Linked DNA regions of Homo sapiens: region 1 is linked to region 2. A link is a loop called in an ENCODE intact Hi-C map of the cell type or tissue named here. Cell type or tissue: A673. All regions are shown on one strand. Links, peaks and the distances in the headings refer to the core of each region. The heading gives the core; the rest is flanking DNA. Region 1 overlaps PHLPP1 (PH domain and leucine rich repeat protein phosphatase 1). Region 2 overlaps ZCCHC2 (zinc finger CCHC-type containing 2).

What was found. Hi-C counts contacts between places; a loop is a spot of excess contacts. Peaks named below come from ENCODE experiments on the same cell type or tissue, not always from the same donor. Only the 100,000 strongest peaks of a DNase experiment are listed, where the experiment ranks them.
Region 1: it touches region 2 in a loop (11-fold over the local background); 11 of 110 quality-filtered maps call a loop at or near these places.

What each region holds. Positions count from the first base shown.
Region 1 is chr18:62,950,129-62,966,664 of GRCh38, forward strand. It overlaps PHLPP1 (PH domain and leucine rich repeat protein phosphatase 1), which reads left to right. Exons shown (of 17, transcript NM_194449.4): 13 at 8,501-8,631; 14 at 13,240-13,344. Among named protein-coding and RNA genes, the nearest start is that of PHLPP1, 240 kb to the left of the region's middle. In A673, for the core only: CTCF peaks have their summits at 7,939 (motif pointing left) and 8,146; a DNase peak (open chromatin) is centred at 7,923.
Region 2 is chr18:62,578,532-62,595,067 of GRCh38, forward strand. It overlaps ZCCHC2 (zinc finger CCHC-type containing 2), which reads left to right. Exons shown (of 14, transcript NM_017742.6): 14 at 1-48. Among named protein-coding and RNA genes, the nearest start is that of ZCCHC2, 64 kb to the left of the region's middle. RefSeq lists enhancers at 5,669-5,728, 7,594-7,773, 7,645-7,939. In A673, for the core only: CTCF peaks have their summits at 5,985 (motif pointing left) and 7,838 (motif pointing right); DNase peaks (open chromatin) are centred at 5,970 and 7,850.

The sequences.
Region 1 (16,536 bases), core at 3,922-11,921, 370 kb after region 2:
TCTTTGTCAAATTTCCATGTTCCTGTGGCTTACTGATTCTAAGAACAGCATCTTTTTAGATGTTTTAATTATCTTTAGAAGATTATTTTCATGTTTGTTCCATGCAGTAATAAACTACTTGGCTAAGTTGAGTGAACTTGTATCTAAAATCTGTGTTACCTTAACTGGGAAATGGAGTATGAAGTAGTTTTAATATGCTATACTCTTGAGGACAATGGCTATAGGAAGTTTAAAAAATAAACTGAATATAGATCAGCTCTCAATCAGCTAGAGAGAAAACCACAATCCCATAGTCACCATGTAGCCAGACTTCGCTTGGCTGGATTCCAGCAAGCCCTGTTTGTTGTTGTTCTTGTCTCTAAAGTAAAATGAAATAGAGAATATCAGCTCAATCACAAAGACACAAAGAACATGGGGAAATGGCTGGGTAGAATGGATGGAAGAAAGTGGGTTGATTCTTGGGGAAGTAGGAAATGGATATGAAGACAGGTCAGGAACCAAGTTTAGGCTTTAGTTGGGTGGCGTAGTTGACATAATAGACGTAAAAACGTCAGCTTGGCATAATGCATATCCAAAACCTGAAACCAGGAGCAGTCATTATTATGGTGCTGGAATCAAGTTAAGTAATAGTTACTGAGGAAATTTTCCAACCGTTGCGGAATCTAATGTCAATTCCTGTTTGGGACAAGGCTCGATACAAGGACTAAGGAAAGAGGAAGCAAGCAGTGTCTACTGGAAAGTGGCCATTGAAGCCACTCTGCACCCAGCCTCACCAGGAACAGACTAGCAGGAAGTTAAGACTGCATATTCTCTCTGTCTTTCAAAATTGGTGTAATGAGTTAACCCAGACTAGTTTTTTTTTTTTTTGAGTTGGAGTCTCTCTCGCTCTGTTGCCCAGGCTGGAGTGCAGTGGCACGATCTTTGTTCACCGCAAGTTCCGCCTCCCAGGTTCACGCCATTCTCCCACCTCAGCCTCCCAAGTAGCTGGGACTACAGGTGCCCGCCACCACGCCCGGCTATTTTTTTGTATTTTTAGTAGAGACAGGGTTTCACTGTGTTAGCCAGGATGGTCTCAACCTCCTGACCTCGTGATCCGCCCGCCTCGTCCTCCCAAAGTGCTGGGATTACAGGCGTGAGCCACCGCGCCTGGCCAACCCAGACTAGTTTTGTGTGTGTTTGTTTTTAACTCTGGTTTCAGCAGATCTTTCTAAATTCAAAGCCATGCCCATTCTAACAAAATATTGCATACATTTTATGGAATAGCTTATGTATCTATAAAGATGAACAATTAGTCCTTCATGAACTCATGCATTTTAGAAGGCATCTCTTTAGAGAGGCTTCTGGAGAAAGGAGCACCATGACTCAGTCCTCAGAAGAAGTGATCTGTGAGGTGGTTACTGTGGTGCTCTTCAGATCCTGAGGGCAAAGGGAAGTGCACTCACGCACCCAGAAATCTGGGAGATGCCTGGAATCACTTGTAAATTTCTTTTCAAGTCTCTTTTTCAGTCTAAAAATCATGCTCATTTTATGTTCTACTTTTTATCATTTCTCTTTTTTTTAATGTAAAAATAATGGCTCTTTCCCTTCTCAATCTGAGTAAAACTAAAGCCCCCAGATGCATGTGCCAGGCATCCTGTAACTTTGTAGTATACCATTGAGTACCCCCAAGGGCACACATAATTAATTTTTTTTTTTTTTTTTTTTTTGAGACGGAGTCTTGCTGTCGCCCAGGCTCGAGTGCAATGGCGCGATCTTGGCTCACTGCAAGCTCTGCCTCCCGGGTTCACGCCATTCTCCTGCCTCAGCCTCCCGAGTAGCTGGGACTACAGGTGCCCACCACCTCACCCAGCTAATTTTTTGTATTTTTTTTTAGTAGAGACGGGGTTTTGCCATGTTAGCCAGGATGGTCTCGATCTCCTGACCTCATGATCCACCCGCCTCGGCCTCCCAAAGTGCTGGGATTACAGGCGTGAGCCACCGCGCCCGGCCATAATCAATTTTAAGAAGTGCTGGTGGGCTAGGCACGGTGGCTCATGCCTGTAATTCCAACACTTTGGGTGGCTGAGGTTGGAGGATTGCTTAAGGCCAGGAGTTCAAGACCAGCCTGCGCAACATGGCAAGACCTTGTCTCTTTGGGGATAAAAAAAGAAGGGATGATGTAAAGAAATTGTTCAGTTTATACAGGATACATTTTCTTAAAGTCAAAATTTGCAGATAACTTAGTTTTAGTGTTTGAGGAAATTCTGTATTTGAACAAACAGAATGCTAAGGATTGTTACCCTGCTTGTCATTTTTATCACCTCAAATTCTTGCCAATTTTAAGGTTTCCCAAGGTTTCTTCTAGGCTTCCCAAATCTAAAATGCAGTTGAGAAAATCATGGAGACACTGTATGTAAATTTAAAAGGAATGCTTTATACAAGATTAAAGGTCTTTCTTTGCAGCTCCCTATAAGGTGAGGAAGTTTAAACATTAATGCACATTTCTCAGTAATTATATACAAATATGATTTTTTTAAAAAAGAGGGTCTTGCTCTGTTGCGCATGCCGGAGTGCAGTGGTGCAATCATAACTCACTGCAGCCTCAACTTCCTTGGCTCACAGGAAGCTCCCACCTCGGCTTCCTGAGTAGCTGAGACTCCAGGTGCTCAGGAGCCTGGCTAATTTCTTAAAATTTATGCGGAGATGGTCTTGCTATATTACCCAGGTGGATCTCGAACTCCTGGCCTCAAGCAATCCTTCCACAACGGTCTCCCAAAGTGCTGGAATTACAGACGTGAGCCACTGCACACAGCCATAAATACAATTTTATGTAGAATAATAGTACTACACTGTGACTCTCAGGTCTGTGTTTAGGGTAAAAGTTGAGTTCAGACTGACTCATTCAGTTAATAAACCTACTTAGTTGTATCAACATCCCACGTTAGTGATCACTTAGCCTTTTATAACACCAGGAATGTATAGTAGTTTAAGAGAATTTGACTAAAAGTTGTATATTGAGAAATAGTACATATGTGTGCATATTTATTTTACTATTAAGCTAAAATGTTCTAGTTCCTATAGCATCATAAGAAAGGGAGGCAGTGTAGACTACTTCTGTATGAGACACGATCTATAGGATCCACAGTTCATTATCTGATCCCTCTGCCTGCCCAGCCTTATCTTCTGCTCTGGGGCCCAATAGTCTCCAGCCTCAGCAACTGCTCATAGTGAGTTTCCTGATATGCCACACAAACGTTATTCTTGTCTCCTTCCTGCTGTACCTGCTATTAGCTCTCTCTAGATGTCCACCTGTTCTCACATGCCTGATTAACTTTGATTCTGCACAAAAATCTTCTCTGGAAAGGCCTCTCTGGGGTCTTGTTATCTGTCCCTGGGCTGCTATGACCTGTGCATACTTCTGCCATATCGTTGATCATACCAGCTAAAGGTGTATTGTTTATTTCCCCCCACTATCTTGGGAGTTCCTCAAGGGCAGGGACTGTGTCTGCCATCTCCATATGTCCCTGATGATGGCTTATTGCCTGCCGATTTGTAGGTCCTTAATACATTTTCTTTTGAAAGAATACTTGCATTTATTTACTTCTTATGAAGTCAGTAGGGAAATATGTTATACACTAGCAGCTTTTACCTTGCAAGGGCAAGGAAATCCAGACTGTGATTGGGATCCTCATTTTTGGAACTGACTGTGCCACTGGGGAGCACGGTGGAGGTGGTGGACTGGGGATAGTCTGCAGGAAGGAAGGAAGTAGGGTGTTACAGAATCTAGCAGCCGGTAGGTTAAGTTGCCATTTCAGGGCAGTACAGGCAGCTATTTGGCAGATGATATATAATACTTTGCTATGAACATTGATATGCCTGTTTCTTTGGTAATGTTCTGAGGAAAACATAATAAAGACAGGCTCCATGCAGCTTTTGTGATAGTTACACTTAAACTATACATCAAGTTGAATTTCTTTTTCTTTAAGATATAATGACTTTTTTATGCTCTTATCTAAATGTGTTTGTAATGATTTTCCTCTAAATCAAGAGTTCCTTCTCAGCTATGAGTTATCTCACTTTTTCTGAGGGTTGCATAATTTTTTGGGCATTCTTACCAGAATTTTGATTATAACAAAGTAATTTTTGTTAGCTATATTCTAGAATGGGCCTGAAAGAGGGAAAGATAATTTTCTTTTAGTCGTGTTTTAGCCAGATTTAACATTCTATTGAATATATTTTTAAGAAAGTTGTAGTACACTAACCATAGAGGTACATATATTAACAATATAAAGGGTCTTTTTTTATTCCAGTTTCACTCAAATATTTTCTATTTGCTTAGTGGTAACCATTATGATTCAGCCAACAAGTGTTTGTGGAGTACCTCAGCAGTCAGCCTTTGTTGAGGACTATTGAAAGAACATGACAGAGTGCTTCTAAGCGTGTTGCTCACTGTGTTAACACTGGGAGAGCAGCACCAGATACCAACATCCTGTAATTTTTTTTTCAACTTTCTATAATTTCTGTGAACGAACCTCCTTCCTGTGTGCAGAAGTATAAAAGGGTGTTTTTGCTTATCTGCCATTAAAGAAAATGGTTGCATTCTTATGTAGAAATAAACTATGATATTTAAAATGTATTAAAATTGCATTAAAATGCTATCTATTCTATGCTGAATTTAACCTAAGCACTGGTATCTCAGTTCCCATCCTAGCAGATTTAATTACTGAAACACCTTACAAGAGTCCTTCATAAACTCACTGAGAAAATGATTGTCATGTGCCAGGCAATCATTTGTTCATCCTTTTAATGAAACCATTTGTTGAACATCTACACTTTCCAGTGCACTGCGCTTAGGATATCCGGGGAGAAACAGCAGCAATCCCTGCTCTCTAGGAGGCCATAGTCTCATGGAAGAAATAAGTAAGCAGATAATTATAACAAGGGACACCAAATTGAAACAGGTTGTAGTAGAGTTGGCATTGAGTTGAGTCTTAAAAGGAATCAGGCATATTGCACCAGATAAAAAGCAAGAAAAGCATGAAGAAAAGAGTTCCAAGCACAGAGAGAAGCATGTGTTAAGGCACAGACAGATGAAAGCATGTCACATGCATGAGCTGCAGGCACTCTGGCATGGGTGGAACATGGAGTGTGAGGAAGCCAGTGTGCAAAGTTGGGGATGCCTTGTTGGACATTCTGAGGAGTTTGGTGTCGGGTTGAAGGACACCTGGGAGCAGGCTGACGGACTGAAGCTGGAGTGTGAGCAGGTGGAGTAAACCACACTGAGAAACCATCCTGACAGCATACAAGGAGTACATTGAGGGAAGCAAGACCAAAAGCAAATTTCTGGTGCAGCCAGAGCCCTCCGGGGGAAATGGGATGCAGGTCAGTCCAGGGTAGTGGAGCTCGACGGAAGGGAACCTGCTGCAGTGAATCAGAGACTCTGTCACAGGAGCCTTGGGGAGCAAACAGTCCTGGGCAGAGGGGAGGCACAGGAACATCATCTCTAAGAAGGTCTGCATTACAGCCTGCAGCATTATCTTCATAAGTAATTAGTTACCCTACTGAACTCATTTCATAATTTGATAATTTAGAGAATGAGCTAGTTTATATCTGTAGAAAAAATTTTTACCAATTTCATAAAATTCAATATTTCTGCAGAATGCCTTTAATCTTTGACCAAAGGCATTTTCTGACCCCTGAATTTTGTTGTCAACTACTTGCATCCTAAATTACTCACACTTATTAGCTCTTTATTTCCTGTCCCATCAGTGTCCAGTAGATTGTGTATATCCCCATTTGTTGTCCTGCTATGCTGATGTGTACTGACTCTGTTGGTAGCATGTCCCATTATTACCCAGTATTATCGGGTATCAGTTTTTCATTAAACTCTGGTTGACTGTTGATGTAACCATTATTTATAATTGAAAAAAACAAAACAAAGCAAAAAAGAGATGACTGTTTTCTCCAATATTTAGGTTAAGTAAATTAATGTACATCTACTAGAATTAGTATGGGGCTATTAAAGGTGGTGGTATATTAGGGCATTCAGGCTGCTATAACAACATGCCTTAGACTGGATAATTTATTAACAACAGAAATTTCTTGCTCGCAGTTCTAGAGGCTGGGAAGTCCAAGATGAAGGTACCAGCAGATTTGGTCTGATGAGGCCCCATTTCTCATAGATAGTTCCTTCCATGTATGCTTGTCAGGTGCAAAGAGTGAACAAGCTGACTGGGCCTGTTTTATAAGGCCACTAATCCCATGCATGAGGGCAAAGCCCTTATGACCTCATCTGTTCCCAAAGGCCCCACTTCTTAATACTATCACGTTGGGGATTAAGTTTCAGCATATGATGAAAATTTGTTGGGGGACAAACATTCAGACCATAGCAGATGGGAATGAAGATGGGGAAAATGGTTGCAGTAGAGTGATAGAAGAGTAAATGAAATGTAATGAAATTGCACCTATGTTTGAGATTTTTAAGGCTTTTAAAAAATATATATGAATAAGACTATAAGGAAAAAAAAACAGAATGCTAACCCTGGGTGTGTTAGGGTGGTAGATTTAAGGGTATATTTTTCTGAGCTTTTCTTTTTGCTCAGCTTTTTGTGGATAATGTGGTTATAATGCTCTCATAATAAAATATGATTATTTAGAATGGCAATATAATTTTTTTCATTGCTACTATTTGGAAGCAACTGTATGAAACATTTTGTGTGAGAGCATTGTGTTGTTTGAAGCCTATTGAAAATATATTTACCCAAAAATACAGGTTTTCATTTTACCCAATCTCTACCCTTCCCCAATCCCTACTAGATTTAAATTCTTTGAGAATTTTTCCAAATAAAAGGAAGATTTTGTCCACTTTTAAGATCCTGAAGTTCTTGAGTATAATCTCCCTCCTCCCTTTTTTTAAAGGACTGAAGAGAGAACAAAACAATTCCCCTCTGATCGTTTCTGTAAGCACTTTTGAAACTTACAATAAGGTACTAATTCAGCCAGATAATTGAATGCTCTCCACCCCATACTATATACTATATATATTCTGCATTGTTGTATCTAGAGCGCTGACCACTCCGTTTCTCTTGTGTATGCTGAGCCTTCTCCACCTAGGTTCCCTGCTCCCTGAACACAAGGGCAGCCCCTCTTTTTACAGTACACCTTATTTAAGCTTTACATCAGTTTTGTGAGAAAGGAGCTATAATTTCTACTTACAGGTAAAACCTGATTTTTTTGTAACCAACATGACCCTTTTGTGATTTTTCTTTCAAGTTAAATTAGGGAGGACCTGTTGGAGAGTCCAGATGTTGATGCCTTGAGGGTAGGATCCATACTTGACTCAGCCCCTTTTTTTTTTTGACACAGATTAGGCAGGCTTACCTGCTCATCTTGCTTTTGCCAATTTCTTATTCAGTTTCTTTTGAAATATCTTCTCATTTTGAGTGTGTGTTACCTGCCTTTTCCTCATTTTACATGTTCTTTTCTTTGTTTTTTGTTTGTTTGTTTGTTTTCTGTTTTGTTTTGTTTTTTTTGAGACAGGGTCTTGCTCTGTCGCCCAGGCCAGAATGCAGTGGTGTGGTCTCTGCAACCTGCACCTCCCGGATTCTTATTTTTTTTTTTTTGGTGAGATGGAGATTTACTCTTGTTGCACAGGCTGGAGTGCAATGGTGCGATCTCGGCTCACTGCATCCTCCACCTCCCAGAATCAAGCGATTCTCCTGCCTCACCCTCTCTAGTAGCTGGGATTACAGGCATGTGCCTGGCTAATTTTGTATTTTTAGTAGAGATGGGGGTTTCACTGTGTTGCCCAGGCTGATCTCGAACTCCTGACCTCAGGTGATACGCCTGCCTCTGCCTCCCAAAGTGCTGGGTTTACAGATGTGAGCCACTGTGCCCGGTGCACCTACCGTATTCAAGTGATTCTCATGTGTCAGCCACCTTGAATAGCTGGGATTACAGGCTTGCGCCACCACCTGGCCAATTTTTGTATTTTTAGTAGAGATGGGGTTTCACCATGTTGGCCAGGCTGGTCTCAAACCCCTGACCTCAAGTGATCCACCCTACTCGGCCTCCCAAAGTGCTGGGATTATAAGCGTGAGCCTCTGTACTCAGCCTTCTTTGTTTTTTGTTTTGTTTTAAGAAATTCCTTTAAAGTTCATTTTAATGTTTGAGCTATAGTTCTCATGGCACGGAGATTTTGTGAGCAATAAGAAAATCTATTAGGATTTTTTAGTTAATGCTTAATTTTAAACGTGGAGATAAAATTAAGTGAAAAATATAGGAAGAATAAAGAACATGGATTTTCTGTTATTCAAAGAAAATTAAAAAATTTTTTTTGCATTTAGCAAAATCTATTTTAAATGTTTATGGCAAAGTAACAGATAAGCCTCCTTTTCCACATTTGTCTAGTGTATTATAATGAATGGTCAGACTGATTTGCATGCAAAGAGTAGGAGTATAGAATTCCCTGAAGAGCTTCTCTAGACCATCTCTTTCTTGTTTGCACTTGTTCTTTTTTCAGTGTGTGGACCTGAGCTGTAATGAGCTAAGTGAAGTCACATTACCAGAAAACCTGCCTCCCAAACTGCAGGAGCTAGACCTGACTGGAAACCCGCGCCTTGTCCTTGATCACAAAACCCTGGAACTACTGAAGTAAGTATTCTGTAAAGCACTGTATCCCCATCATTGTCCACTGGCAATGGGATTCATATCTTAGTGAAAATGGGAAACAAAATATGAAGCATCATTGACTTGTTAGCTGTGTTAACACACACAACAGGATATACAAGATGCAGGGAAGCAATGAACAACCAAGATGTAACTTAAATCTCAGTAGTCACTGATAACGTGGTTGTGACAGTTAATGCAAATATTAAGGAAGGATTTTAAAAGAGATGGATGATGTAGGGAAAATTAACAGTGTAGCGCTGAAATCCAGGTTATTTAAATAAAACCAAGAATGCGGAGTAGTTAGATCCTACCAATAGTTAGATCTTCACGGTTTGGGAAAGAGGTCATTGATGCTGTTTCATTCTTGATATTGATAAAAGAATTAGTGGTTGGAGTTTTCTATGTAAAACCTTAAAGGTCTGCAGTAGGAAAGATGTCTTAATGAGAATGTTCATCATGGAACTCTAAATGTCTATTAAGAATTAAATAATGTTCCACAATTGAATATTACAAAGCCATTTAAAATTATTTAGAGCTATATTGCTAACTCAAAAGATCTTTACAGTATATTAAGTGAAAATATTAATAAAATTCACAATGAAGTTTTATAGTATAATTCAATTTTTGCATTATAAATTTGTGTGCATTGGGTATATGTACATGTGTATGCATACACACATCTAGAAAATGCCTGAAAGGATATATAAAAAGAGTTAAAGTGGTGTTATTCTCTGGATAATAGTATTATGGGTAGTGTTTATTTTCTTCTTTAAACTTTTCTGAATTTTCAGAATTTTTTGGGGTATATCAGTAGCAGTTTTAAACATTGTCATACATTAGTCATTATGCATGCCATATATGTTTATTCAATGTTGGAATATTTGTTGCCGAAAGTCATCTTCCATTATCTTAAGAGAATCAGAAAAGAACGGTAGAATTTTGGTGACTGGTCCGTTAATACTATCCTAGGCTGTAGTGCAAACCAAAGTTTGAAAAGCACTTAAAGTGATTCCTGGATAGAATTGGCCTAATTAGTGCCTAATTTGTTGGCATTTTAGTACTTGATGAGAAAATTAATTTTGATACATAGTTGAAAAACACTGCCTGAGTGTCCTGAGGAAGGCGTAGAGACCGAGGTTCTCTCCATTGTTGATCACATGTATGAAACCTCGGCCTAAACCCCTCCATCTGTCCACACCTATAAGATGAGAAAAAAAATGGCCTACGTGATCTTTAAGGTACTTTTTAAGATCAAGAAAACATGGATTATCAAAATACATCATCTTTAAACAGATAGCTTTTGAGTATTTTTTATACGTAGGATACAAAAATTTTTGAGCATTTTTTTACAAATAAAATTTAAAAATAATTGCACCAAAATTTGTTAATAAATGGAAGTAGCCACTTAGAGAAAAATTAAAGTTGCATTCTTATATCACACCAAAATCCAGCTGAAATAGTTGAATCTGTAAAATTAAATGATTTTTAAAAGTAATAAATCATATGAATATCTTCACAAGTTAGAAAAAGACTTTTTAGGCCAAGAAATGAAGGGAGTAAGTCACAAGAAAAGAAATCAGTACATGTAGATTGGTTTCAATATTTATGTCGTATATGTTTACACGTAAATATACTTTTTATACATAAAAGTGTTAAATGTCTATTTCCTATTTCAGAAACTCTCAAGAGTAGATATAAATGGCAAATGACAAACTAGGAAGAGAAATACAAAAAATAAAAGCATTAATATGCTTACTAGAAAATGTTCTTATATGATAAGAAAAGTACTCAAAATAAACCAAGGACATTAACATTTAACAGATGCAGTACAAATAGTTACATGAAAAGATGTTCAAACTTATAAGTATATCAAGCAAATACAAAATAAAATATTTGAATAACATTTCCCCCCTCAAATTGGTGCTGCTGAAGGAGTATAATTTGGTATTACACTCTTCTTAAAAGCAGTTGTCGTACGTATCAAGCTTTTTAAAATATTCACTTACTCAGACCAAAGTTTCCTATAGCAAAAAATCATAATACTCTTAAAATGTTACCTTCTGTTTAACATCTGGAAGGTTGTGGATTCTTAATGACTTGGAAGATTTTCCGTATATTATTTGCACTTTTAGAGGGTTGGTTTGTTTTATGTGAGCCGATTAAGTGCATATGAGGACTCTTCTGTGAGATTGAGCTGTGGTTCACAGAACTCTGACTCATTTAAAGATATACAAGATGGCCGGGTGTGGTGGCTCACGCCTGTAATCCCAGCACTTTGGGAGGCCGAGGTGGGTAGATCACCTGAGGTCAGGAGTTTGCAACCAGCCTGACCAACATGATGAAAACCCGTCTCTACTAAATACAAAAAAATTGGCGGGCGAGGTGACGCATGCCTGCAATCCCAGCTACTCAGGAGGCTGAGGCAGGAGAGTCACTTGAACCTGGGGGCGGAGGTTGCAGTGAGCCGTGTTACGCTATTGTACTCCAGCCTGGGCAGCAAGAGCGAAACTCCGTCTCAAAAAATAAAAAATAAAGATATACAAGAGTCAGCATTCATTTCACTTCAGATAGCTGCTCAGCCACACTGTGTTCAGCTAGGTAGAGAAGAGAAATTGCTGCTTCACTAGAAAGAATTATTTGTGTGCTGGGGAGAGGGGGCAGTTAAGAGTTATTTTTTTTTTCCTTTAATAATCAGGCTAGGAAATGGAATTATTTCTCTGAAGACTTTGTGTTCTGTAAAAATTATAAATGCCTTTAAAAATGAGCCTTCACTTTTCCCTAGACTTCAGGATGGTATCTAAGAGCCTTAGGATATGTCTTAAGAAACCTATTGTATTGCTGACTGTTTTAGATGGATAAAATGGAGTACCAGGTCATATGGAGAGCAAATAATGGAGGACTGTCCTTTTTTTTGTTAATGCCTCTTTTATTTATAGAATTGAAAACTTTGAAAAAAAGATTTAGCTCCAGCCTTATTGTAAAACAAGGTATTAACTTGATTTGGGGATTTTCTATTGACACTATGATTTATGTTTTTCAAGACAAGATGGAAAGTAAATGTTTGCTAGTAATTGAGAGTAGAAACTTTTCTTTAACCATATATTTTTAAATTTCAGAAAAATTGCCATCAGTTATTTCTAGTTACAAAGGGAATACAAGTTAGATATTGATTTACTTCTTAGAGCTTTAACTGGTTCTTAGGAAGGATATACAGTATTTGTTAGATTTGGGAGTAATGAGTACCAACAGATAATTTTAATTCTTGTGGTCATGACCAGAACTATGTAGGTGTTGCTTCAGTTGTCAGCAGATAATACATATACTTTTTCCCTTGTTTAAATAATAATGAGGGGGAAACTTAGTGGCAATTTACAAGTAAGAGGACTTATTTCACCTTGTGGTAGCCAGCCTTTTAACAGACTACTTTACATCTGTTAATGACTCCCTGTTTAGGGGCACAGAATGCTTTCTAGAGGCTGATTTTATTTTATTTTATTTTATGTTCTTTTATGTTATGTTATGTTATGTGTTATGTTATTTATTTTTTGAGACAGAGTTTCGCTCTTGTTGCCCAGGCTGGAGTGCAGTGGCACAATCTTGGCTCACCGCAACCTCCACCTCCCGAGTTCAAGTGATCCTCCTGTCTCAGCCTCCCGAGTAGCTGGAGTTACAGGCATGCACCACCATGCCCAGCTAATTTTTTGTATTTTTAGTAGAGACAGGGTTTCTCCATGTTGGTCAGGCTGATCTCGAACTCCCGACCTCAGGTGATCCGCCCGCCTTGGCCTCCCAAAGTGCTGGGATTACAGGCGTGAGCCACCGCGCCTGGCAAGGCTGATTTTTAAGAAATGCTATTTGAGAATTTGTCCCTTTAGTATTTCTGTTTTGGGTCCTGTTGGATCAATTATGGCATATGAGGGCTGAGGAGAGGTAAGAAATCTCCCAGTTTAAATACATACAGTTAACTTGTAATTTATTAAATACCCTTCATTTGCTTTGTAATTTTACATATATGTTTTATTTTATGATATTAGTCTTAGCATACTTGGCTATACCCGTGAGGAGAGTATTGGAAGCTCCAGGGAACTGCAAGTCCATGATAATATTTGGAGGGGTTATATGGACAGAAATTGGATTTGGAGATGAATATTGCAGAATTCTCTCACATCATCTAAATGCAGTATAATTGTGGCTTAGGTGTTTTGTTGTTGTTCTTTCTGAGTATTCATGGTGTAAGAATACACCCATCCTATTACTTAAGTTTTGTTTTCTCATGCCAAGGCTGAGAGCTGTCCTTGTCATTCCCAGGAGAGAGCAGTCATCTAAAGTGGAATGTGTGAAAGTCTCTAATAGCTGCTTTACGATGCTCATTAAAACTAATTTTCGTGCTCTGTATATATGCCCCTCAGTTTTCATTACAACGAGTAGCTGGTTCTTGTTGCTGATAAGTATTTCAGACACATTAAACGCAGTAAGAAATGGTAAGTACAGAGTGTTTAACAGGTGTATTTTTTATTTCTTGGATAAAGGTAGCAATTTGCACACATTTGGTTTTAATGATTCCTGTTCCCTCCCTGTTTCTCTTGTTAGTAATATCCGCTGTTTCAAGATTGATCAGCCTTCTACAGGAGACGCTTCCGGAGCCCCAGCTGTATGGAGTCATGGTTACACTGAAGCTTCGGGGGTAAAAAACAAGTAAGTCAGATGAAACTTTAGAGGAAGAAGTGCCTCCTGCCTGTCTCACTCCTTTAGTTGGGTAGAAAGAAACTCAGTGCTGTAGCACACACTTTTCTCATGTAAAATTTCTTTGAGTATTGCAAGTTTCCCCAGAGTGAGGCTCCCTCACGACTTATGTTTGAACATTAAGGGAAGGCCCTGTTTGGAATCACATAGTCTCCCTTAGTAGGAGACGTTGCTAGGATACAAGGTAACTGACACATTATATCTATGTAAGACTCCAGTGTTTAGAAAAGGCCTAAGTATTGAAATGCATCCCTGCTCCTTTGAAAAGCTCCTTTATCTTCCTCTGACGCTTGTTTACCAAGCAAAACAGAGATAGTATTAAAGGAGAAGTAGCTTAATTGTGCATATTTAAGATCACTCATGTTATTGACTATGGAGCTGTTTTTACAATCTAAATTAGCTTGGCAGCAGTTTGATGTCCATTGTCTGTAATGTCATCTGCTTGTCTTGCCACCAGGACTTGCCCATCTTAATATCTTTTTCTTCTCCATTTTCCCCACCCTTCCCTCTCTTAGATACAGATATTGATTTTTCCTGAAAAATGTAACCAGGCTTTTCAGGCTTGCTTGTATTATATGAAGAGGTGCTAATAATTAGTACCTAGACAGGTAAAGAATCCTGTAAATTAGAACGGCCATAATTTAATTAGCTGAAGTATAAGAACACAGAAGTATTGTAAGGAAGAACAGAAAGTGGAGGTAGATCTAATAATAGCTAACATTAGTATTCAACCCTGGGCACACATTAGAATCAGTAAGGTAAGGAAAGTTTTTAAAAAGTCTCCCAACCTAGACTCATTAAATCAGAATGTTTTAAAATCTCCCCCAGGTGATTCTAGTATGGGTCTAGGCTTGAGAACCACCGACTAGCTGAATACTCTTCATAGAAAATAAAAGGTTTGGAATTGTTGCTGCCATTCTGCCTGCTTTTCTTTGGAACAGAAAACAGCATCAACTCAAATTCTGGATCTGACACATTGATCTTTTCCCCTTTCCCTAAGGTGTCATTTGGCCTTGTGCTCTCTAGAGAAGAGTTAACAACTCTGTTCTCTTTGCTCAGAAAAGGCAGAATAACCCGAGGAGGTGTGCCTCAGTTCTGCCTGGGCTCCAGCTACTCCCTCATTTCCATGGACTTTGCACAGTATGTCATTGTGTTGGGACAGAGGAGAATTCATATATTCTTTAGAGCACTCAGAGTTTCTTTCTGGAGATCATTACTTTTTAGATCAAAGGATCTTTTATGTCTTCCTTACAAACACCAGTAAATGAAACTGCTCATTTCTGAACACTAATGTGAAATCTAAGATTAGTTTTTAAATATCTCTGTATATTAATATCTAATATCTACTCGTGTCTTAATGGAGCAAGTAACCAATTAGATCTGGGTGGGCTTTTGGGCATAATTCCCCCTTCCACAATTGTGTCACATAGTACCATTTGTGTACAGCAAAGTGCACTGCAACCCTTTGAATTCTTGCAAAGTGAACACACCTTCAGACCACCACCTGTATCCAGAAATAAAAAATGAACAGAGTCATTGAAAGAGAAAAATAAATAAATAAATACAAGAAATAGAAAATGGACAGCATCCCAGTAGTCCCAGGCTATGCTTGGCCCTCCCTTTATATTTTCCCTTGCTTTTCTTACCCTTTGGTTTTGCCAATAAAAGTTTCTCGAGAGGTTTTTGTTTGTTTTTTGGTGTTTTTTGTTTTGTTTTTGTTTGCATTGTCAATAGTTATTTAAACACAGAGTTTGCTGCTTGCCACCTTAAAAGAAGGGGAAAACTGGTTGTCCTCTCTCCGAATCTCAATAGACATCTATTCTCTTCTCTCCCTCCCTCCTTTTCTCTGAGGTGTAGTATTGCCTTCCTGTCAGGTCATTTCAGATCCTTTGGGGAAACCCAAGAGGGAGCTACAGTTGGATAATCAGCCTCTTTTTTTTTTTTTTTTTTTTTTTTGAGATGGAGTTTCACTCTTGTCGCCCAGGCCGGAGTGCAATGGCGCAATCTCGGCTCACTGCAATTTCTGCCTCCCGGGTTCAAGTGATTATCCTGCCTCAGCCTCCCAAGTAGCTGGGATTACAGCGCCCACCACCATGCCCGACTAATTTTTGTATTTTTAGTAGAAACAGGGTTTCACCATGTTGGCTAGGCCAGTCTTGAACTCCTGACCTCAGGTGATCCACCTGCCTCAGCCTCCCAAAGTGCTGGGATTACAGATGTGAGCCACTACTCCCAACCTAGCCTCTTCTTTAGGTTAAAAACCAAACAGGAAACTTCACCAGAAAAGAAATGCTAAGAATGATCACCACTATACTTTAAAAAAAAAAAAAAGAAAGAAAAAAAAACTACGTTACTGTATTTTTTTTTCTCTTTCATACTACCTCATTCCAATTAGCAAGGGGAGCCTACAGAAGGAAGACGGAATAAAATGACTTTAAAATTTAACTTTGCCACTAATTGCCATATAATTTTGGATAACTTGTTTTTCATAATAAATAGAGGCAAGAATTTCAAAGGATTGAGATAGAAGCCAGGTTGCCTGGCTTTGCACCTGGGTTCTATACTTTCTTGCTGTGTGACCATGGGCAGTTTCTCAGTCTCTCTTTAGCTAAAATAGGAAATAAGAAAAAACTACCTATCCTCATGGGGTTGTTACAGGATCACGTGAGTTAATATGTATGACATACTTAGAACAATGTATGCCATATGATAAACCCTATTTAAGTGTTAACTACTAATATTATTAATGATAATGGTCATTACTATTATTATTTATCCCTGAGCTCCTTAAAGGGAGGGATTATATTTTTAAGTTTATATATCTGGTATGTAGCCATGATACATAGCAGGTGCTTAATAATTTTTTCTTTTTATTAATTTATATATGTAAGAGGTATAATCTATATTCAGTAAAATTCACCCTTTTTAATGTACAGTTCTACAAATTTTTTTTTTTTTTTTTTTTTTTGAGACGGAGTCTTGTGCCGTTGCCCAGGCTGGAGTACAGTGGTGCAGTCTGGGCTCGCTGCAAGCTCCACCTCCCGGGTTCACGCCATTCTCCTGCCTCAGCCTCCTGAGTAGCTGGGACCACAGGCGCCCGCCACCACGCCCGGCTAATTTTTGTATTTTTAGTAGAGACGGGGT
Region 2 (16,536 bases), core at 3,156-11,155:
ATGCAACCTTTTTTCCTTGAATTAACAGCAATAAAAAAATGAAAAACAGCTTAAGAATTGTGCCTCATTGTAAATTTTGTAAAAGTGGAGATAGGACATCATACATGGCGATTTTTTTAAAGTTTTATTTAGGTATGTAATTATTTTGGGGTTAAGGATCAATCCATTTCCCTGCAGGGTGGGCAGTGAATCCCAAAGTTATTTACCATCTGGATGCTCCTCAGTTCTTCCCCCAAATAACCTTTTTGTTTTTGAGACGGGGTCTTGCTCTGTCGCCCAGGTTGGAGTGCAGTGGCGGGATCTCAGCTCCCTGCAACCTCTGCCTCCCTGGATTCAAGCGATTCTCCTGCCTCCGCCTCCTGAGTAGCTGGGATTACAGGTATGTACCATGACACCCAGCTAATTTTTGTATTTTTAGTAGAAACGGGGTTTCACCATGTTGGCCAGGCTGGTCTTGAACTCCTGACATCAAGTGATCTGCCTGCCTCTGCCTCCCAAAGTGGTGGGATTACAGGCATGAGCCTCCATGCCCGGCCTCCCAAGTAACTTTATATAGAGGTAATCTGCGTGACCACTAGAGAAAGGGGGACTGCACTCCGTGAGTTTTGAGTACTCGGCTGCGTGCCAAACACTATGGTAGCAATGAGGCAGAGTCCTTGTCAACCTTGAGCTCGTATTTCCAGTTTAGGCCTTTAGCCACTAAAAGTGTAAAGGACTCATTACTTTATCAACTTTGTTAGTGTGATTTTATTAGCCAGGCCCCTCTCTCAGTATAATGTGTACTATTTTTTATTTCATTGCTTATCTTGGCTGTAATCCAGGCTCAAAGTTTTTAAACGGTTGGTAATTTATAAGAGACGGTTGGGGGCCTGTGTGTGTTGCTCCACGCCGCCCTTGACGCAGTCCTGGTGGCCAGCACCGTCCTGGGCCTTGGCTCTTTGTCAGGAGCCATCTAATGACTGTGCCCTCTGGATCCGGTTGGGTGGGCAGTGAGTTTGAAATGATTATAAATTCCCTGATTGTTTACAGGGCACCAACTTTCGTTTTCAGCCAACAAATAATGCACCTATAGGTAACGTGTAAATCATGAACCCAGATTCACATTAACTAGCATGTCCCATATCCTTAGCTATCCCTCCCTCCCCTTCCCCCACTACACTAAGGTAACCACTGCTTTAGATTGTGTTAGTCTTTTCTTTTTTTTTTGTGAGACATGCTTTAGCTCTTGCTGCCCAGGCTGGAGTGCAATGGTGCAATCTCGACTCACTGGAACCTCCACCTCCCGGGTTCAAGTGATTCTCCTGCCTCAGCCTCTCAAGTAGCTGGGATTACAGGCGTCTACCACCACGCCCAGCCAATTTTTTTTTTTTGGTACTTTTAGTAGAGAAGGGGTTTCACTGTGTTGGCCAGGCTGGTCTCGAACTCCTGACCTCAGGTGATCCACCCGCCTTGGCCTCCCAAAGTGCTGAGATTACAGGCGTTAGCCACTGCGCCCGGCCTTCTGTTACTCTTTTACTTGTTTATTTCCCCACACACTGCTCCTAAATATACCGTTTCTTTTTGTTTTTCTTGAGCTTTATAAGGGTATCCTTTTGTGCCTAGCTTTCTGTGCCTGGCTCTGTTCATCTGATTTTATGGTCTTGATGTTGTGTTCTTATATTTATTCATTTTCCCTACCTTATGATAGTCTCATTGTGGGGAAGAATATAGATAATTTCTCCATTCTGTCAATGGACATCTGGGTGGTTTTAATTTTTTTTCTGTTACAAACAAGTCTGCTGGGAACATTGTTGTCCCTGGTTCGTGTGTACACGAGTCCTCTAGGGCGGCAAGCTGGGAGTGCAGCGGCTGGGTTGTAGGACATGCAAGTATTCAGTTTGCCAAGATTTGCAGTATTGTTTTCCAAGTGATTTACACTCACACCAGCAATGTAGTAGAGAATCCTGAATGGGTATCTAGACCCCCCTCCCGAGATGGTGTCACAGTGCTGTGGAAGGCCAGGTGGACCCCTCCCGAGACGGTGTCACAGTGCTGTGGAAGGCCAGGTGGACCCCTCCCGAGACGGTGTCACAGCGCTGTGGAAGGCCAGGTGGACCCCTCCCGAGACGGTGTCACAGTGCTGTGGAAGGCCAGGTGGACCCCTCCCGAGACGGTGTCACAGCGCTGTGGAAGGCCAGGTGGACCCCTCCCGAGATGGTGTCACAGCGCTGTGGAAGGCCAGGTGGACCCCTCCCGAGACGGTGTCACAGTGCTGTGGAAGGCCAGGTGGACCCCTCCCGAGACGGTGTCACAGCGCTGTGGAAGGCCAGGTGGACCCCTCCCGAGATGGTGTCACAGCGCTGTGGAAGGCCAGGTGGACCCCTCCCGAGACGGTGTCACAGTGCTGTGGAAGGCGAGGTGGACCCCTCCCGAGATGGTGTCACAGTGCTGTGGAAGGCGAGGTGGACCCCTCCCGAGATGGTGTCACAGTGCTGTGGAAGGCGAGGTGGACCCCTCCCGAGACGGTGTCACAGCGCTGTGGAAGGCCAGGTGGACCCCTCCCGAGACGGTGTCACAGTGCTGTGGAAGGCCAGGTGGACCCCTCCCGAGACGGTGTCACAGCGCTGTGGAAGGCCAGGTGGACCCCTCCCGAGATGGTGTCACAGCGCTGTGGAAGGCCAGGTGGACCCCTCCCGAGACGGTGTCACAGCGCTGTGGAAGGCCAGGTGGACCCCTCCCGAGACGGTGTCACAGTGCTGTGGAAGGCCAGGTGGACCCCTCCCGAGACGGTGTCACAGCGCTGTGGAAGGCCAGGTGGACCCCTCCCGAGATGGTGTCACAGCGCTGTGGAAGGCCAGGTGGACCCCTCCCGAGACGGTGTCACAGTGCTGTGGAAGGCGAGGTGGACCCCTCCCGAGATGGTGTCACAGTGCTGTGGAAGGCGAGGTGGACCCCTCCTGAGATGGTGTCACAGTGCTGTGGAAGGCGAGGTGGACCCCTCCCGAGATGGTGTCACAGCGCTGTGGAAGGCCAGGTGGACCCCTCCCGAGATGGTGTCACAGCGCTGTGGAAGGCCAGGTGGACCCCTCCCGAGATGGTGTCACAGCGCTGTGGAAGGCCAGGTGGACCCCTCCCGAGATGGTGTCACAGTGCTGTGGAAGGCGAGGTGGACCCCTCCCGAGATGGTGTCACAGCGCTGTGGAAGGCCAGGTGGACCCCTCCCGAGATGGTGTCACAGCGCTGTGGAAGGCCAGGTGGACCCCTCCCGAGATGGTGTCACAGCGCTGTGGAAGGCGAGGTGGACCCCTCCCGAGATGGTGTCACAGTGCTGTGGAAGGCCAGGTGGACCCCTCCCGAGATGGTGTCACAGTGCTGTGGAAGGCCAGGTGGGGGAATGCATGTGCAGCCTAGGTCTTTGCATCTAGAAAGAGCCCCAGAGTGGAGAGTCACCTTGGGGAAGGGGACGCAGGCTGGGCAGGAACAAAAACAGCAGTGTGTGGTTGGGGACGTGGGGGAAGGAGATACAGCCATAGTAAAGGGAAAATTATAAAAGAGTTTCAAGATTTGTGGGTACAGTAGATAAAATGGGATCAGACTGGAGAATTTGGAGTTGGTTGAATGAAAAATGGGAAGTTTCCAAGTTTTGAATAGAGGGAAAACACATTGACAGTGGTATTTGAGGAAATCCTCAGGTGGTTAAGGAAAGAGAGCCTGGAGGTTGAAAGACGGGTTAGGCATGGCCAGGAGGGCCGAGACTAAGGTGTTGGCCGTGGGAAGGTCCATTTAGAAAGGGATGGAAGAGACAGGTAGAAGGAACCTTGATGCTCTGAACTTTATTTTCCCTAGATGTAAAATGAGAATTGCTCTTTTAAATTATGGTTCAGTGGCCGGGCACAGTGGCTCACTCCTGTAATCACAACACTTTGGGAGGCCAAGGCGGGTGGATTACTTGAGGTCAGAAGTTTGAGACCAGCGTGACCAACATGGTGAAACCCCGAATCTACCAAAAACACAAAAACTTAGCCGGGCATGGTGGTGTGTGCCTGTAATCCCAGCTACTCAGGAGGCTGAGGTAGGAGAACCGCTTGAACCTGGGAGGCGGAGGTTGCAGTGAGTTGCAGTCACACCACTGCACTACAGCCTGGGTGACAGTGAGACTTCATCTCAAATAAATAAATAATGGCTCTGAAGGTTAAATAATCTATGGGAAAGGTCCAACATAATGAAATAGCACTGAGAAGCCACTCAAATTCTAGTTGAATTCAATTTTGATGAACAGGGAGATTGTAATACTATTTTAAGAGACAGGGCCAGGCACAGTGGCTCACACCTGTAATCCCAACACTTTGGGAGGCCAAGGCCTTGGGCAGATCACTTGAGCCCAAGAATTCAAGACCAGCCTGGGCAACATGACGAAACCCCATCTCTACAAAAAATACAAAAATTAGCTGGTCCTGGTGGTCTATGCCTGTAGTCCCAGCTACTCAGGAGGCTGAGGCAGGAAGATCGCTTGAGCCCAGCAGGCAGAGGCTTCAGTGAGCCCAGATCATGCCACTGCACTCCAGCCTAGGTGACAGAGTGAGACCGTGTCTTTTTTTTTTAATAAAAGGGAAGATGTGGACGAGAACAGGTTTGGGTAGGAGTGATGGCAGTGATTCTTTGGATGGTGAGGAACCTAGCAAACATAGCTCTTCATTAGACTAAGATTAGTTAATTTTGCTCTATGCACTGATGAACGATATAGAAGCTATTCCTTACCCTCGCAGATTAAACCTAGTTGGAAAGCTTGCCAGTTAATGGTATGTATGGACTGTACAGACATGCCGAGTCATAACGGTCATGATTATTCAGTACCAAAGTAAAAGTTTATGGCAAGGCAAATCTACATTTAATTTTTTATGTAAGCACTAAGAATCAAATTTTTCTGAAAAGGTTCCAAAGAGATGAGAAAGCACGGTGTAAAATACCTGTTTTCTTAACAGCACCTAGTACTTAACAGCACCATCCATTTGAGCTTGGAAGACATCTTTTTCACTTCTCCATACTGATTGCAAAAGCATTCTAAGGTTAAGGCAGTGAAACCATATGGAGGCAAGCTGTGACAATAGTTCCACCCCATGACACTCCCATAATCTTAAAAGAATAAAAAAATACTGACCCCCCCCTCCACCCAACCCCACCCCACCAAGAGGGAGGGCTCATTGATTTCCAGAGCAGTGAGTTTCGAGGTGTGAGATATGAAGAAATGGGGTCCCTGCCTGGAAACGTAGTCACGACATCTCTACATCTTCTTCTCTTTAGGGGAGGAGACCAGCTGTTAAAGGATGAGGGGCTCTGGGGTCCCAGGGCTGAGAGGCAGGTGTCAGCTCGGGGTGGAGGGAATGTTTTAACTGGAGTGCCCTCGCCCCTTCAGATGACCCTGTGCAGAGAGAGGACAGGCCAGGGCGGACAACCTTGTCTTTCCCTGGATGCTCATTAACGTATTGGCTTGCTCAGGTTGGATTCCTAGGGTCAGAATAACATCATATTTGATGTTACCGCTGCTTACAGATACAGCTGTTGTGCTTGTCCATGCAAAATTTCCCTAATTCCTAAACGCTGTCCTCTGTTGAAAAATGTAAGCCCCCTGAATTGGAACATGGGTACACATCACCTGAGTTCTGTGTGTGTATGCAAATGTTTATCAATTGTGGAAGCTTTGGAATTGGGGGTGGTTTGGGGCTTCCTCTTGTCTGTTCTGTAATGGGGGCACATCACACGTGTGGGGACCGGAGACCCTTCACGCAGTCACCTCCGCCTGCAGAGAATGCGGGCCTTGGTCACCAGAAGCTCTCAATCCCATGATCCGGTTTTGCTCTCTGAAATTTGGCGGTGGGAGTTGTGGTGAGGTGGGGGGTTGGGTGGTTCTTCATTGTTTTTCTTTTTCCTCTTGCAGTTCCAATTTGAGCCGCTGTGAAAAAGGCCTCCACCAGCCTCTCACCAGAAGAGATTGCTCATTGGAACGCAATGCCACCTGGTGGGGGACGAGGACAGTGCGAGCAAGCAGATGTTATTTCCTACTGACCTAATTTAGAGAACATTAAACGTAAGAGAGGGAACATTTGGGGTTGGAAGCCTGTGCCCAAAACCTTAAAGAGTGCAGGCAGCTGGCCATAAAAGCAGCTTGAGCAAACCCCTCATTCAGCCGTTGAAATGTGTGTGTGAACACTTTAAAGGTTTCCTCTGTGCTTTTCCTGCGTGCATTTGGTCATCACAGCTGTGAAGTGGGGTGGGAATGTTTCCCCTCGTTTTCTAGGAGAGAAATTTTGGGTTCAGTGAGACGAAGTGCTGCAGACAGGCCCATGGTGATGCTCAGGCCTCTGCTTGAAGTTGGTGCTCACTTCCTGGCACCACTTCCTGCCCCCACCAGTGCTTCTGGCAGAGCCCAGGGCAGTGGCTTTATGGAACTGTGTAAGGTGATAGGAACCCACAGGTGGAATGGCCGTGTGGCCTCTGGACTGAGGAGGGCTGGACCAGGTTGTGGGCACGCCTGGAACACACGCCACATCCTATCCCATAGCGAGGCCTCTTCCTTGTGGCTCTCGAAGGATTTGAGGACGCGGGAGGGTGAAATGTTTCCAGAGAAATATCCAGGACTTTTAGAACTAGGCTTTCAAAAGCATTTACCTGTCAGATAAATTCAAGTGGCATCAATGCAGATTTTAAATGTGTACAGATATCTCCACTCGCACGCTGAGTTGTGCTTCACACAAGTTTTGCGCACGGAGTATTCCATTAAATCTACTGAAGCAGTGGGGCAAGGAGAAAGGAGAGGTGACTGCTGATGTTTTTAAAGCTCTGACAGTCACATATAGATTGTCCCAGGTACCCCTGCTGCCCCCAAGACACTCCAAAGGCAAAGATGGATGGTGACAAAGTAACCTTCATGCAGAAACAAGAACAGTCACCCCCAACAACAAGCCCTGCTGAAGGTGAAGAATGCCACCAGGCTGCCTGGCAGTTACTGAGTGCTTATTCCTGCTAGCCTATTGGAGTCACGTCATATTTGTTACATGGTAACTTAATTGTGCCTTCCACGCCTTCACAAAATCAGTTGTACAAGAGAAGGCACCCACCACAGTCCATGTGACCTTTCTCGGTCTGATTTACATAGTGGGGATGATGACACTCGCGTTGTAGAGTAGTTGCACGATTAAACCTGGCACACAGACATAAAGCACTCAATGTCTGACACATAGTGGACTCTCAAGAAGTTTGTCATGCAGGGGACACTTGAATGCCCAGTATGGGCCAGACAGCATCAGCTCATTTCAGTCCCACAGCCCTGTGAGGGAGGAACTCTGCCCTGTTTTACAGTTAGGGAAATTGAGGCACAAAGGCTAAGAAGTCGATATCCAAGGGCACAGAATGATTGGGTGACGGTGAGCCCAGGCAGTGTGACAACAAGGTTGCTGCCCCACGCCACCTCTGTCTTTCGTGGGTATGTCGGTGTGAGGTGTAGGCAGCCCTGCACTGGCATTCAGCAGGCGGGACTCCCGGGCAGGCTCTTCTGCGAACACTCATGGGCCACCAGCCCTTTCTGGAACTTGCCTTTTTTTTTTTTTTTTACCTGAAAGCTACGTGAATCGTTGGTAAATTGGTGTAAAAATGGAACTGAGTCATCTCAAAAGTTCCTTTCAGTTCTAAAATTCTGTGAATTGAAGCCTACTTTTTCACTTTAAATGATTTATTGGGTTTACAGTTCTTTACGCTTTCTGATTGAACTGATTTGAAGTTCTTATTTCGTGTGTTGGGGAACACACCCCCAACCCGTCACAGCGTGGCCGTGGGTGGGAGATGGACGTTAGGCTGGCCAGTCACTAGGGGGCAGCATCAGCACGGGTCTGGCTGTCCCTGGCCTTAGGGAGCAGTTTCTGCCCCTCCTGCCCCGTCAGAAAGTCTCGGACTCCTCTCTGCTTGCATGTGTAAAGTTTTCATTTTCAGGGGCCTTTTAGTCAAAAAAAATAAAGCTGTATGACTTAGTGCTGAAGGATATGAATTAGGCGTAGCTCTTGGGTTGGCAGCATAAACCAAGGGGCATCAACCCACCACCGACAAGCTAAGAATGGTTTTTACATCTTTAAATGGTTGAAAAAGGAAAAAGAATGTTTAGTGACACGTGAAAAATACATGAAATTCAAACTTCAGTGTCTACAAATAAAGTGCATTAGCACACGGTCGTCTTGCTTCTCTATGTGTTGTCTGTGGGTGCTTTGTCTTATCCCAGCAAAGTGGAATAACTGGGATGGAGACGCTATGGCCCTCGAAGCCTAAAATATTTACCGTCTGTCCCTTACAGGAAAAGCTTGCCATAATCAGCCTCATCTGAAGAAAGATGCACTTCGCATTATCTTGAAGGTCCTGATTTTCTGGGAGGAGGGACTCGTGCCCTCCTTTTCGGGCTCTGCTTTCTTGGCACAGTCAGTAGTTTCTGGCGCTTAAGAAGGCACAGACGCTAAGTGGGTGCAGTGAGCCCAGGCAGTGCGCGGCACTGAGCGGTTAGGAAGTTGCTGGTTCTTATGCACAGTCATTCAGCAAACCTTGGCTGGGAGCTCAGCCTAGCGAGGGGCATCCTAGCACCAAAGATCAGAAAGAATGGGGAGGGGAATGAGGGAAGGACTTTCAAAGGGCGTGTTTTAGTTGAGCCAAGAAGGAAGAAGTGAGCTTTTCCTTAGTGAAGAGGTGAGAGATGGCAAAGGAAACAGCATCGCCCAAGGTGCTTCTGGGAAGAGTAGCTAATGGAGAGTGCGCTGGGTGGGGGAATGAAAGACTCCAGGTCCTGCTGCAGGAGCTGGGAGGCGGGGTGGTCCAGAGACAGGCAGGGGCAGGCAGGGGCTGCAGGCACCTGCTTCACCGCGGGAGGGAGCCAGGAGAAGTGGGTCCCAGAGGAAAATCTTCCTGTACACGGGCTGCATTAGTGGTACCTGAGGGCATCTGGAAGACCGTGGTTCTCCTTGCAACAGTCACCTAATGGCCTTCAGTGAAAAGACAGACTCCTTGACTCTCTCTTTCCCCAAACACATTCCTACAGAGTGGAAGTTTCCAGAGAAAACAGCCATCAAAGAAGGTTGAGAGTGAGAATTAAGAGACACTGGAGAAGATCAAGAGAATGTGCCCTGAAGACAACAACAAAAATCAATAAAAGATTTCAAGAATGAAATGGCTGTTGTGGTCACGTGCAGTAGAGATAAGGAATTATTCCTCGGGGTCACTGAAGCTAAGAAGACGGGTGCTGGGGGATGGGGGCAGCAGGGGAGGGGATGAGGGCAGGGCTGGAGGAAGACGCCTAGGCAGATGGGAGCTGTGAAGGTGGAGTTGCCCGTTGTACTTGGGGCAGGCGGAGGGTGGCCTGATGGTGTCCTTTATCCCGGTGACATGGGGGAGGCAGGCACTGAGGAGAGGGACCAACGTCTGGAACTGCTGCTTGGATCAGGGAGCCGAGGGGCACTGAGTAAAACTCCCAGCATCCCTGAGGGTCCACTGAGATTGAAACCATGGATTTGAGGTGTGGCCAATCACACAACACAGCTTAGAAATCATTTCTTTCTAATGATGTAGGAAGCCGAGGCAAGAGAAGGGTTAGGTTGATTTGGGATGGAGATGTGCGGGTTCCATACAAAGATTTTGTGTTGAGTTCACTGCCCTTGCTAATTCAATTACCCCTTTTGGGCTTTCACTTCTCCTATCACTCTCCCTGCAAACCCATTCCTATCTCTGCTACAAGTTGAATGCCTTGTTAGGGGTGCTGCCTCCAGCTCCCAGGGTTGCAAGTCTGCGCCCTGCATGCCTGTTCCCTGCAGCCACACTGGGCCCATCCCAAGGGTCCTGCTGCCTCCAGGCTTCTTGGGCCTTCACTTTTTCCAAGCTCTTGTTTTGGTGCCAGCTTCTATGTCACTGTTCCCAGACTAAGTGGGGAAGGGACTTGCCCCAGGAGTCCCAAATCTTGTCCGCAAGTCACTAATCTCTGGTAACTTACATCAATCAAACCAGAGACTGAAAAGAGTTCCCTGGGCGGGTCAGGAAAGTGGTTTTTCTACCTAGACAGTGTGTGTGCATCAGGCAGCAAGCTGAAGTTACACATCAGCAGCAAAGGCTTACCAGAAAACTCCGTTTGGACTTAATTTAGATTGTGCAAATACGAAAAGGTGAGTGGCTGAAATGTGCCTTTTACTAATGGTAGGGGTGAAGGGAGGGAGGACAGTTTGCTAAACATAGAAACATGATTTCTGGGGAAATGTTTAAACCGTTAGGACAAGGCTTATGCCTATAATCACTGGGCGGCTGAGCTGGGGGGATGGCTTGAGGCCAGGAGTTCAAGACCAGCCCAGGCGACATCACAAGACCCCCTTCTCTACCAAAAAATAAAAGCCAGGTGTGGTGCATGCCTGTGGTCCCAACTATTCAGGAGGCTGAGGCGGGAGGATTGCTTGAGCCCAGGAGTTCGAGGCTTCTGTGAGCTATGATCACACCACAGCATTCCACAGCCACAGCGAGACCCTGTCTTAAAAAGCAAACTGCTAAGACAAGTGACCTCCAAGCATTTCACAAGGATCTATTAAATAACAGATAAGTAATATTACAATTCCACTCTAGTTAACCTCTGTCTAGTTGCTAAATTTCTGAACAGAAGTATAGAGGTTATTGGCGTAGACTCAGTTTGAATCCGAAGACGACTATTTACATGCTGGGGCCACAGAGCAATGTCCTTCCCCTCTGAGCCTCAGTTCTTTTACCTGTAAATAAAAATCACAGTAGTGTCCACCCCACAGGTGTGTGCAAGGGTTAGATCATCTAAACGTGGTGTCTGGCATACAGGGAGCGCTAACACAGTCTTCTGTTTTCTCTTAAAATGTTTACTTATTCGAAACCTGCCTTCCTATTTTAGGGCTTATCAAAGTTAGAAATGCCTCCCTTCTTGGGTTAGACTGTGCCTTGTTCTTTCCTGTTAGCTGTTTTTATTTTACATACTCGTAATCGTCCTATACAATCATTCTGTATCTTATTTTTTATTAATACGAGGGATGAGCCAACATTGATACTTTGTTGCTAACCAAAGTCTATAGTTATATTAGGATTCACTCTTGTTCCGTTCTGTGGGTTTTGACAAAGGTGTGAGGACATGCATCTGCCGTTACAGGGTTGTGCAGGATAGTTTCACTGCCCCAATGTCCTCTGTGCTCCTCCTGTTCATCCTCCCTCCCCTGAATCCCTGGCAACCATTTTTTTTTTTTTTTTTTTGAGACGGAATCTCACTGTCACTCAGACTGGAGTGCAGTGGTGTGATCTCAGCTCACTGCAACCTCTGCCACCCAGGTTCAAGTGATTCTCCTGCCTCAGCCTCCCGAGTAGCTGGGATTACAGGCGCCCGCCACCATGCCTGGCTAATTTTTGTATTTTTAGTAGAGACAGAGTTTCACCATCTCTTGGTCAGGCTGGTCTTTAACTCCTGACCTCAGATGATCCACCCGCCTCGGCCTCCCAAAGTGCTGGGATTACAGACGTGAGCCACCGCATCCGGCCCACTTATCTTTTTATTGTCTGCCTAGTTTTGCCTTTTCCAGAATGTCATGTAGTTGGGATCCTGCAGTCTGGAGCGTTTTCAGGTTGTCTGCTACTGCTCGGCAGGACGCATTTCAGGTCCTCCATGCCTTTTTGGGGTTGGATCGCTCGTTTCTGGTCTTGCTGAGTAATAGAATGTTATATGGATTCCCACACCTTATCCATTCACCTATTGAAGGACATCCTGGTTGCTTTGACATTCTAGCAATTATGACTAAAGCTGCTGTAAACATACACGTGGACATAAGTTTTCAGCTCATTTGGGTAAACACCAAGGAATGTGATTGCTGGATCATGTGGTGAGAGTGTTTAGTTTTGTTAAGAAACGACCAAACTTGTCTTTCCAAAGTGTCTACCATTTTTGCATTCCCACCAGCAATGAATGAGAGTTCCTGTTGCTCCACATCCTCACTAGCATTTGGAGGTGTCAGTATTTTGCATTTTAACCTTTCTGATAGGTGTTGTCTTACAACAATTAACATTGTTGTCTTAATTGGCAATTCTAATGACCTATGATGTGGAACGTCTTTTCATCTTTTCATATGCTTATTTGCCATCTTCGGTGAGCTGTCCAGATCTTATTGGGTCATTTTCTTATTGTTGAGTGTTAAGAATTCTTTGTATACTTTGGATGCTAGTCCTTTATTAGATGAGTGATTTGGAAATATAGTATTTTCTCCCAGTTTGTGGATTGTCTTTTCATTGTCTTAATGCTTTGTTCTTTTTATTGCAGTGAAACTAAAATTTAAGGACGCTAAGGGACAGAGAACAGTCAGAGGTTTCTCTCTGTCTTTATTCTTGTTAGATGCATTGCTGGGCAGTCTCCAGTGCTGCCTCCTTGTACATTCAGCAACGGGCCGAAGGTGGGAAGTCCTCAACCCAGAGCTGGCACAGCTCCATCAGCAGAAGGCGTGGACACTGGGGGCTTTCAAGTCCTTCCCCTATAGGGACAACCAGCCACTATTCAGGGGCTGGGCCCTTGCTGACCCTTTTTATTACCTGCCCTACCCAGAGTACAGAAATTGTGACCTAAAGGATGTCCCCTCATCACATTGCCTGACCTTATTTGGGACACACGGGACTGAGCTCCTCCCTAGTGTATTTATAGAGATGTGCACATTGGAGAAGCAAGTTCCCAGGTTTCTAAACTTAGAGGCTTCAAGCAGGGTTTGCAGGTGTTGCCTCCCCCTCCCCTGTCTCCCCGTGCAAATGTGCCTTCTTTCTAGAAAGCACACACAGACCTTGGTAAGGCCTCGGTGGAACAGTAGACAGCAGTCCCAATCCTGTCTGCTTCCTGCAGGGTGGGAAGTCACGACACGGCCGTGGAAGGGAAGTTCAGCCCACGGAGGGCTTTTCCTGTGGGTCTCCAGAACGCTTCTCCCACCCTCCCCGCCTCCTGATAACGCAATGCTCTGATACTTCAGAATAGCCGAGTATCTTCTGGGGAGTTTGATGTTAAAATATGCCTGTTTCTGGCTATGTTGAAAAACGATGGCCAAGGAGGAAGTGACCTGTTCTGGAGTTTCTCTGTCCCCAGTGAAAATAAATCATTGTGCCCAGCTGGTTCGCAATCTCAGTTTCCTTTTAAATCAGACTCTCCACCTAATTGAAAGTGGAGGTGTGTTTATTCTGGCAAAGAATGGTAGCACTTCTTGATTGAAAACGTTTGGAAAGGCCCTTAAAGTCCAGTGCGAAGTGGTGGAGCACAGCTGTCACAGTGTTTCTCCCAGTGCAGTCCAAGGACCACCAACCAGGAAGCCTGTGAAATGCAGCCTCCAGGGCACAGCCTAGCCCCACTGCACAGAATGCCTGGGGCGGGCCATTCAGATGCACATTACATTAAAAAACCATTAGGTTAAAAGCACAAACTTCCGCTGGGCGAGATGGCTCATGCCTGTAATCCCAATGCTTTGGGAGGGCAAGACGGAGGATCACCTGAGGTCAGGAGTTCGAGACCAGCCTGGCCAACATGGTGAAAGCCCATCTCCACTAAAAATACAAAAATTAGCTGGGCATGATGGCACGTGCCTGCAATCCTAGCTACTTGGGAGGCTGAGGCAGGAGAATTGCTTGAACCTGGGAGGCAGAGGTTGCAGTGAGCCAAGATCGTGCCACTGCACTCCAGTCTGGGAGACAGAGTGAGAGTCCATTTCAAAAAAAAAAAAGCACAAACTTCAGAGGCCTAAAAACCTGGATTTACTTCCTGACTCTTCTGCTTTGGGGCCAATAATTACATGACTTAATTCTTATCTGCAAAGTGGTAATAATAGGGTTGTGGAGAAAACCAAGGATCAATCCATGTCTTGCTGCATATAGAAAACTTAATTCAAAATGGCTCATAGATCTAAATGTAAAAGCAAAAACTATAAACGTTATAGAAGAAAACGGGAAAAAACCTCTGTGACCTTGAGTTAGGCGAAGATTTCTTAGGTGAAAGTAAAATCCGTAAGAGTACATATTAATAGATTGGACTTCCTCAGAATTAAAACTCCGCTCTTTGAACAACATTGTTCAGAAGATGAAAAGACAAGCCATAGACTGGGAGAAAATGTTTGCATATCATACATTTGATAAAGGATTTGTATCTAGAACCTCAAAACTCCATAATAAGAAAACACAATTTTTAAAATGGGCAAAAGATCTAAGTGCTTCACCAAGGAAGAAGCCCATGAAAAGATGCTCAACATTGTTGGTCTTCAGGGAAATGCAAATTAAAACCACAGTGAAATACCTCTGCACACCTATTATAGAGTGGTTGAAATAAAAAGACCACACTAGGTGTTGACCAACATGTGGAGCAACTGGAACTCTCATAAACTTCAGACTGGAGTGTAAAATGGTACAACCACTTTGGAAAAGTTTGGCAGTTCTTAAGTTAAACATACGCCTACTATAATCCAGCCACTCTACTTTTAGGAATTTACCCAAACGAAACAACAGCATATGTCTATGCAAAGATTTGTGTAAGAATGTCCATAACAGCTTTATTTGTATTAGGCTACAAGTAGAAACAACTCAAATCTCCATCAGCAGGTGAAAGAATGGTCTCACCAAACAATGGAATATTACTCAGCAATAAAGGGAATGAATTGCTGAGACACAACATGGTGAATCTCAAAATAACTGTGCCAAGTGAAAGAAGCCAGACAAAATATGAGCACCAGACTGCATTATTCCATTTGGATAAAATTCTGGGAAATGGAAATGACAGGAAGCAGATCAGTGGTTGCCTGGGTGTAGAGGTAGGGGCATGAATGGGGAAACCACAAGGGGACACAAGAAAACTTTTGGATGTGATAGGTATAGTCACTATCTTGATTGTGGTAATGGTTTCACAGGTACATATGTCAAAACATATATATATATATATATATATATATATATATATATATATATATATATATATATATGTCTCCCCGCTCCCCCCGGAGATAGAGTCTTACTCTGTTGCACAGGCTGGAGTGCAGTGGCATGATCTCAACTCAGTGCAACCTCTGCCTTCCAGGTTCAAGTGATTCTCCTGCCTCAGCCTCCTGAGTACCTGGCATTACAGACATGCACCTCCACACCCTGCCAATTTTATATTTTTAGTAGAGATGAGGTTTCACCATGTTGGCCAGGCTGGTCTCGAACTCCTGACCTCAGGTGATCCACCCACCTTGGCCTCCCAAAGTGCTGGGATTACCGGCTTAAGCCACTGCACCTGGCCTCTTTATTTTTTAGAGAGAAGGGTTTTGCTCTGTCACCCTGGCTGGAGTGCAGCGGCACAATCAGAGCTTGCTTCAGCCTTGAAGTCCTGGGCTCAAGTGATCCTCCTGCCTTGGCCTCCCAAGTAGCTAGGACTACAGGTGTGTACCACCACACCCAGCTAAATTTTTCGTATCTTTTTTGTAGAGACAGGGTTCTACTATGTTGCCTTGGCTGGTCTTGAACTCCTGGGCTCCAGTAATGCTCCTGCCTTGGCCTCTGAAAGTGCTGGGATTACAAGTGTGAGCCACTGTGCCCAGCCAAAATTTTTAAATATTGAAATAAAATTTAAGATTTAGCTCCTTAGTTGCACTAGCCATATTTTAAGCACTCAGTGGCCACTTGTGGCTAATGGCTACTGCATTTGACACCAGCAAGAGAGAACATTTTCCTCATAGCAGAAAGTTCTGTTGAATAGTGCTAGTCCTAACGCAGGACCTCCTGTTCCAGGCTAGCAAGGAATTCTCATAAAAAGAATTTTCTTTTGGGCAAAATGTCCCTGCTGCTTTTGTCTGCAAAGCAAAATGGATGATGGGGAGGGACATGTGACAAGCCACCAGGACAGGCCATTACCAGGGGCAGGTGCACAGGTGCATGCCTGTTCCTTCAGCTGTACCATTGGGAACATGGATATTTTGCTTTCTAGTCCTGCTCCTCAAATGTAGTTCACCCCTAGGTAATCCATTTCATGTGAGGAATCTGGGGTCTTTGCCCACTTTATGTCCTGTACCTTTTTTTTTTTTTTTTTTCCTGAGACGGAGTCTCATTCTGTCGCTCAGGCTGGAATGCAGTGGCACGATCTCCGCTCACTGCAACCTCCACCTCCTGGGTCCAAGCGATTCTCCTGCCTCGGCCTCCCGAGTACCTGGGATTACAGGCACCTGCCACCATGCACGGCTAATTTTTGCATTTTTAGTAGAGATAGGGTTTCACCATGTTGGCCAGGCTGGTCTTGAACTCCTGACCTCAGGTGATCTGCCCGCCTTGGCCTCCCAAAGTGCTAGGATAACAGGCATGAGCCCCCGTGCCTGGCCTGTCGTTGTTGTTTTTGAGACAGGGTCTCACTTTGTTGACCTGGCTGGAGTGCAGTGGCACCATCACTGCAGCTTTCAACTCCTTGGCTCAGGCAATTCTTTCTACAGGCACATGCTACCAAGCCTGATTTTGTTGTTGTTGTTGTTGTTGTTGTTTTTTAGACGGAGTCTGGCTCTG